Regions from separate parts of the Homo sapiens genome. Here region 2 is linked to region 1. The links are chromatin contacts, found by Hi-C or POLR2A ChIA-PET in ENCODE. All regions are on one chromosome and are shown on one strand. Each heading gives the region's core, a stretch centred on a gene start or an enhancer-like site at or near the end of the contact. The rest is flanking DNA. Distances are from core to core; before and after follow the strand shown. Region 1 holds the start of ZNF217 (zinc finger protein 217). Region 2 has its middle 41 kb from the start of CYP24A1.

Region 1 (3,806 bases), core at 662-3,161:
CCTTCTTGACATATACAAAAGAGAAGGTAAAAGGCCTCCTAAGACCCCTACCTAGTGGCCAGGCCTGGACGGCAGCTGTTGCTACCTCGCCTTTTCTTTTGTTGAGCTTAATCTCATGTCAAGTCATTCAACCAACTCAAAAGCAATGAAGACATAATTGAATCAACCTGAACTAAATCAGACCTAGGCTTCTTAAAACATACAGCTTAATGCTTCCAAACGATCTAGAAAACTGAAAAACCTAGCTACGCTGTAGGACACACAGTGGCCAATAATACAGGACCCCCAAACTGGCCAGTGGACCACTGCAACCGCCATTTACTTTCTCCGTGTTTAGGAATGTTCAACGCTCCAAGCCCCATAGACTGATTCAGGAAGATAAACTGAGGCTCAAGGAATTTCGAGGTAGAACAATACACCAAAGCCTTAAACCTGAAATGACTACCCTTTTCTGGGGGGTGGGGGGAAAGAAAAAGAAAAAAAAGTTTCTGGGGCTCTCAGGGCGGCCCAGATGCCAGGGTCCCAGAAGTGGCCTTTTCTAGCTCCTGTAACTAAACCTGGCGGAAAACTCCCTGCCTGCTCACCCCACCCCCACCCGCCCAAGAAAGCGCCTTCCCGTCTTCGGTGGCCCTACCCAGAATCCCAAAATGTGGGTTCCAACCCGGGCCCTGAACATCTTCTCAAACTCCCGGGACCCAGGTTCCGGCGCGCGCCCCGCGTGCCGGGTCTTGCCCCTCGGGCGGGACCGCCCAGGCAGCCCCAAATCCAGCCTCCCGGGCCCCCAGCAGCGCCCTCCGCCTCTCCACCATCCCGTCCGGCTCGCAGTCGGGGCCAAATCGAGAGACAAGAGGGCTGTGCCTGAAACTGAGCGGTTTCACCACTCGGCACCTCCTGGCAGAAACTTCCCTTAAAAAAAAAAAAAAAGAAAAGAAAAAAAAAAGCAGCAGCACTTTTGGGCTAGCATTTCAATCCTTCCTGCCCTTTAGAGTTCCCAGTTCTGCTTCCAGCTGGCTTTGGGTGTTCCACTAGAATTGAGTTGTAAAGATATTCTTTAAGTGTTTATAGAACATTAAGACTTAAAAAAATCTTTAAAATTAGAGGAGGGAAAAAAAAAGCCACCTTATCGCACACATCCAGGAAACGCAGCCCCGTGCATCCCTGTTCAGGGATGAGCAGGCGCCCCAAGACTCCCGGGGACAGATTTTTGGGCACCCGAGGGAGTCACGGGGCGCGCGTCGGGGTCCGCGGCGAGGCCCAGCCCCTCCCGCGGTCCCTTAGAGGCGCCCTCCGCCCGGCCCGAGTGGACCGTCCCGGCCATTGTTTACGGGGGGATGCCCGTCCGGACGCATTGTTTTGGCCGCTTCCAACTTGCCCCGGCCCTTCCCCGGGCATCGCGGGGGGACCCTACGCCGACGTTCCCCCTCCGCCCGCGCCCCAAGGGCCAACTGGGCAAATTGGGAGACCCGCCCCGCGGGGCGACCCAACTTTTCGGAACAGCCCCCCACCGCCCACCCCCGCAGACCCCCGCTCCCGGCGGAGATTCAGGGAACCCCGCACCCCAAGCCCCTCTGAATCGTGCGGCGTGAGTGTGACGGCCAAGAGCGGATGCAGCCCGGGATCGCCCGCACCTTCCCGCGGGCGGAAGCGCAGGAGCCGGCTGGGGAGGGGGCGCCCTAGAGGAGCGGATAGAAAGCTGAGACGGGGAACTGAGGTCATCCTGGGGGGGGACAAGACAACGAGAGCCGGGCGCCTCGGGGGCGGCGCGGGAGCCTCCGCAGGACCGGGCGGGCGCCCCGGCTGGCGCGGGCGGGGGGCGCGCCCCCTTTACCTGCGGCTCCGGCTCCTCGGCCATTTCCTCGCGCGGCGGCGGCCGGGACTGAGCTGACACCACTCGGGCCGGCCGGGTTTGAATGAGGAGGAGCGGGCGCGGAGGGGAGGGGGCGGGGAGGGCGGAGGGAGGGAGGGAGGCGTCGCGGAGTTTCTCTCAGCCTTTTGTGCGGACACCTCCCGGATTCCGCGCCCGCACCCGGCCCCCCAAAAGACACGGGGAGCCGCGGGCGAGGGGTGCAGCCATCCGCCGAGGAGCCTAGTGCCTTCGCGCCTCCAAGACCCCCCCCCAACAAAAAAGGAGCGTCCCCCACCCCCACCCCCGCCCGGAGAATATAGGGGCCGGGCTCACCTCGGGCGCGGGGCTAAGGTGAGCGGGGCGGGGGTGCGCACGGGGGCAAAGGCGCGGGCGCCCCCTACTCGTCCGCGCGGGGACAGTGCAGGCGCGGGGGGTCCCTAGAGCCGCCGGGGCGCGGCGCGTCCGGCGCTGGGGGACTGTTGGGTCAGAAAGTGTTCAGGGAGCAGCTGTTGCGCCCTCCCTCGGCCCCGCCGCTCGGAGACGCCCCGCCCCCTGCCTTCACCGGCCGCCCCGCCCCCTGCCTTCACCGGCCGCCCGGCCACGCCCCACACCGCCCCGGCCCCGCCCCAGCGCCCACGTGACTAGCATAGGCGCGCCCCTGCTCCGCCCCCCGCCGCCGACTCCGCCTCCGGGACGGGAGCGAGCGGCGAGCGCGCGCACTCCCAGTTCTCGCTCGGCGACTCCCGCGCACGCGCGCGCCGTGCCACCCTCCCCGCGCCCCCCGCCCCGCACCCCTCCTCCCGCCATCCGGCTTAACGTGGCGGGCGCGCGCCGCGGCGGTAGCCGTGACAGGTACCCGGGGAGGCCGGAGGGAGGGGGCCGCGAGGGTGTGCGCAGGCGCAGATCCGGCCCTGTCCCCGCCGCCCCCTCCTCTGCAAGGTGTGCGCGGGCGAGGGGAGGGGCCCGCGGCCCGAACCCCTGGGTCACCCCGAATTACAAACAAAAACCTTAACGCCGTTGCTCGCGGGTTAGAAGGCAGCTGTGCGCGAAAAACACCAAAGATTTTCTTCAAGCTTGAGGAAGGTCGAGAAGATAAACAGTTTTTAAATGAGTATCTTCAGAAAGCTATTTAATTGTTGTGATTTTTTTTTTTCTGAAAGGGCTGGGCTTGCGCTATTCTAACTTGAGATTTCTAAACTTAGCCTAGGTTCCAAGAATCTACTTGGTTTTGATAGAAATCCATTTGGAGGAAACCGGGGACAAAAAAAGGGACAAAAAAAAAAAAAAAAAAACCGCTACCCTTTCCCCTCCTCCCTACGCACAACTCATTTAAAGCGTTTCCCAAATGTTTTCTTTCCTTACTGAAAAAAAGGACAAAAAAAAGATCCTGATTCCTAAGGCCTGTGATATTTCCCCATTTTAAATAAGCTTCGAGGAACCATAGACATAACAAGCACATCCACAATTTTTCTACCCCAAAATGCAAACTAATGCAAATGTGAAATGGATCTATGCAAGTCGCTACTAACAAAATAGCCAAATATTTGTGTTTTTACCGGCCTTCAGCATATCCAAAATGAAAAAACTTTAAAACACATCAAGAAAAGCATTTAAAATATCTATTTCCTAAATCAAAAGAAAGAACGCACTACAGAAACGATCCGGAGCTGGTGAGCAATGCAATCTTAATAAATAGGAAAAGGAATTTGAGAAGACAGCTCAGCAAAGGGGAAGAATTTGCCAAGTGTCATGTTTTGCTGTCATTTTATATATAACTACTAACCCCACATATGGTCTGGTTAGTCTTTTTTAAAAAGGAAGCGAATCAATTACTCACAATTAATTAGCAGTGCCAGTAGATTCTTAGGCCAGCACTAAAAAACTAAATTGGGTGAATTTTTTTTCACTCAAGTCCACTGATATTGATCACTTTTAGTATTAGGATTCCTTTTCTGACAAA
Region 2 (3,806 bases), core at 392-2,891, 540 kb after region 1:
CCCGGACAGGCCCCGGTGTGTGATGTTCCCCTCCCTGTGTCCACGTGTTCTCACTGTTCAACCCCCACTTATGAGTGAGAATATGAGGTGTTTGGTTTTCTGTTCCTGTTTTCATTTGCTGAGAATGATGGTTTCTAGTTTCATCCATGTCCCTGCAAAGGACATGAACTCATCCTTTTTTATGGCTGCATAGTATTCCGTGAAGTATATGTGACACATTTCCTTTGTCCAGTCTATCATTGATGGGCATTTGGGTTGTTTCCAAGTCTTTCCTATTGTGAATAGTGCTGCAATGAACATACATGTGCATATGTCTTTATACTAGAAGGATTTATAATCCTTTGGGTACATACCCAGTAATGGGATTGCTGGGTCAAATGGTATTTCTGGTTCTAGATCCTTGAGGAGAACCAGAGATTTTTTTTAGTTACTATTTCTAAAGGCATGGGTAGGTTAAGAAAACTAGCAAGGGAGGATGAGACACCCAAGACTAACCACCGTGCGAAGTCATAAGGAAAGCTTAGCCTGAAGGGCCAAGAAGATGAAATAATTTTTGCAGATGCTAAGTGAAACTGAGGCAGTGAAGGAGGGGCCTTTGGGAGGAGCTGTAGCCTAGAGGAAGGAAGCCAGTGCCAGACACGTGGCCAGAGAGGCCATAGAGGCAGGGCTCTGATCTCTCTCACTTCTCAGCCTCTGATATCCAGCTGGTGCCTGCTTCCATTGGCTGAGCCCAAATGTAGGCACTGGCAAAGGAGCTGGAGCCCAGTGATGCCCATGTGGAAGGCAGCCTCTCGGGGCTAGAGGAGGGCAGAGACGGATCTAGTTGGGAGGACAAACAGATGGATGGGCTGATGTGATCCCAGACACGCTCCTCCAACTAGGGCATTCTTTCTCAAGAGCCTCGATTCCAGGCAGAGCCACATGGCGTCTCAGAGTCAGTGAATCCACCCGCAGTCAGCAAAGGAGCGCCTTTGGCTTTGTTTTGCTTCTGCATGGCTTGTCTTTTATTCTTCTGCTCAGCACTTCTCCTTCTCCTCATTTTCCTCTCTCCTGCTTTTCTCTTCTTTGTCTTCTGTCTTCTTCTTTGTCTTCTGCTCAGTATCTCTCTGATTCTTGAAGCCTTTCTCAGCCTAATAAGGGCCCTAAACTTCCACTGGAATCATGGAGAGCTCTTTTCTGTCCTTTTTTATTTTTTAGTGAATAAGAGTCAGATTCAGGTAGGACAGGTTTAATTTTGAAACTTGAAAAATTGCTCAGGACTTCCTCTTCAGGATATGAGCATTGGTCTTAAATATCAAAAGAAAACAAGATTTTTGGTAGGGTTCTTTTAGATAAATGCTTACTACTTACAACATATAGGAAGAGGAAAAAAAAAACAAAAAAGTGATAAACATTATAAATAGTGTATTTCTTCACTTCCTTTAACCATCATTTGCATATTTGTGCCCAGTGTCCAATACTAAGTGTTGCTTTCACCACTCAAGTGACTCTTGGGACCTGTCCTGAGAGCTGTGGTTTCAGGCTGGATGCAATGAAGTCTTTCCAATTGTTATACAATTGACTGTGAGCTACTTAAATCTGCCACTTATTAAGAATGACTGGTTATGAATCATCCCAGTTCCCAAATATGATGATGAATTTGTGATTACTCTGCAACAGTTTTCAAAACAAGATCTCATACCTTTCATCAGGAAGAGGGAAAATGGTTTCATTTTCAACACAGGAATTTGTTTCCCTGGTTGAGACATAAAACATGTGTCTTAATGGTTCTGCAATGTGCTGGGATTTACTCTGAAAGGATAGTGATTCACGAAGAGATGGAGTCGGGTTTCACATCCTTTGAAGTCTAGGGTTGCCCAATTGCAGTCATGGAGCAACATGCAGCTGAGAATAAGAGCCAACTGTTCCTGAGTTTGTCTTTAACGGTTAAACATGCCTCATGTGGTGTGTCAAAAGCTTATAAATTCATAATTGGGGCAAGGCTGCTGTGGGTTTAGTTGCCAATAATGTGTTGATGTTGGGTTCAGAGTGCCCAATTAGGATGGAACATAAAGCAATGCATGGCAACGAATGAATATGAGATCACTCATGTTTCAGTGGAATTTTCTTTGAAGATCCACAAAACTGGAGAAATGGCTGCCCGGATAACGCTGACATCACCATGTGGCCATATTCAGAGGGCTGAAGAAGTCCTGACAAACTAAAGTGGGGTGCTTCTGAAGTTCCCTAAATAGGATTGGATAAAGTGTAGGGATAGAGAGATGGTCACATGCAGGATTCCTTCCCACCTCCTTCCTGTCATATCAGAATACTTGTTACTGTGGCTGAAGTGACATTTCCATCCAGAAGCCAGGATCTGGTTTAGCTGTGCTTGTCTTCCTTCCCGGAGCTGAGTCATGAATGGCAGTTTGGGATCCTCCAAAGTGAAAGGTGTCTTTTGTTCAGCCACTCGAGGCTGCTCTCTCACTGTGCTCAGTTACAGTTTAACTGGCATTTCCTTGTCAGTACTCTGTGCTGTTGTGTAAAGCAGATTCAAGCTATTCTATTTGCTTCTTCTTATTTGTCCACTCACACAGTCACTATTTATGATGATCCTTCTATGATGAAGGCACTATTTGAGATGCCTGAAAACACAAAAGTGAGCAAGATAAACGAGGTCCTTTTTCTATTCTATTCTTGTTGAGGAGCTAGATAAGTAGGCAAATGGACAAACTAATAAAATAATTTTAGACAGTGCTATGGGATATGAAGGGGCTAAGAAGGGATGATGGTGTAACATAATTTGTGAGAGTTGCGCGATGGCCACATTAGATGAGGTGGTTCTCTCTGAATATGTGAATTTTATCCTGAGATCTAAAGAATAAGAAAGAGTCAGCAATGGAATGATCTAGAGGAAGAGTGTTCTGGGTAAAGGACTCACAATTGGAAGAGTCCTCAGGCAGGGAAGAGTGTTCTGGGTAAAGGACTCACAATTGGAAGAAGTCCTCAGGCAGGGAAGAGCTTGGTTTATTAAAGAAACAACAAGAACATCAACAGAATCTGTGTGGCTCTGCTCCATGAGAAAGAGGGTGGGGGATAGGGGACTATGTCAGAAAGCAATGGGAGCTGGTTATGCGGGCCATGGTGAGAAGTTGGGATCTTGTTCAATCATAATCCACCCAACTGTGTTTTCACTCCCTATACTTCCACTCTTCCCTCCCTATACTTTCTCTCTTCCCTCCTTATCCATCTCCTTATCCATGGTTTATCACTAAAATCACTCCCTTGAAAATATCCTGTCCTTTGGTATGAGTTATCTATTGCTGTGTAACAAATTAAACAAAAAATTTAGCAGTTTAAAATAAGAAGAATTTGTTATCTCACACAGCATTTGTAGATCAAGAAACCAGGCTGGCTTAGTTGGGTGATTCTGCCTGTAGGTATCTCATGAGTATAGTTATCTAAAGATCATACTGGGGCTGGGGGGGTTCACTTCCAGGTTGACTCACTCACATGCCTGGAGAGTTAGCCCTGGTTTTTGGCAGGGAGCCTTAGTTCCTTGTCATGTGGGTCTTTCCATAGGACTTGTTGAGTGTCCTCATGGTATGGTGGCTGACTTTGCCCAGAGACAGTGAGCCAAGAAAAGGGAAGGTGAAAGTCACTATGTCTTTTAGGATCTAGTTTTGAAAGTCATATATCATTGTCTTCATAATATCTAAGTAGTCCTAAAGGCTATCCATACTCAGTGTGGGAGAGGAGAAAATCACACAAGGGCATGAATACCAGAAGACAAGGACCATGGCAGGTCATCTCGGAGGCTTGCTAAC

The links. A loop is a pair of places that touch in the nucleus more often than their neighbours do. ChIA-PET counts read pairs that join two places held with the same protein, here RNA polymerase II (POLR2A). Pooled maps may share reads with other maps.
Region 2: a loop to region 1 is called in a map of PC-9, with 10 times the contacts of the local background. The contact joins the enhancer-like site here to the promoter of ZNF217 in region 1. A Hi-C loop is called at or near these places in 1 of 168 maps with a recorded cell type or tissue (PC-9) and 2 of 50 pooled maps. POLR2A ChIA-PET finds 5 or more read pairs at or near these places in 3 of 52 experiments (A673, HepG2 and activated CD4-positive, alpha-beta T cell).

What each region holds. Positions count from the first base shown.
Region 1 is chr20:53,591,928-53,595,733 of GRCh38, forward strand. It overlaps ZNF217 (zinc finger protein 217), which reads right to left and starts at 1,912. Exons shown (of 6, transcript NM_006526.3): 1 at 1,829-1,912. RefSeq lists silencers at 623-862, 1,283-1,432, 1,923-2,002, 2,093-2,932.
Region 2 is chr20:54,131,135-54,134,940 of GRCh38, forward strand. No RefSeq gene overlaps it. Among named protein-coding and RNA genes, the nearest start is that of CYP24A1, 41 kb to the right of the region's middle. Within about 2 kb of position 1,642, at least 12 of the 41 ENCODE cell types and tissues checked have a DNase peak (open chromatin) inside an H3K27ac peak, as active enhancers do; they include PC-9, where a contact is called at or near this core.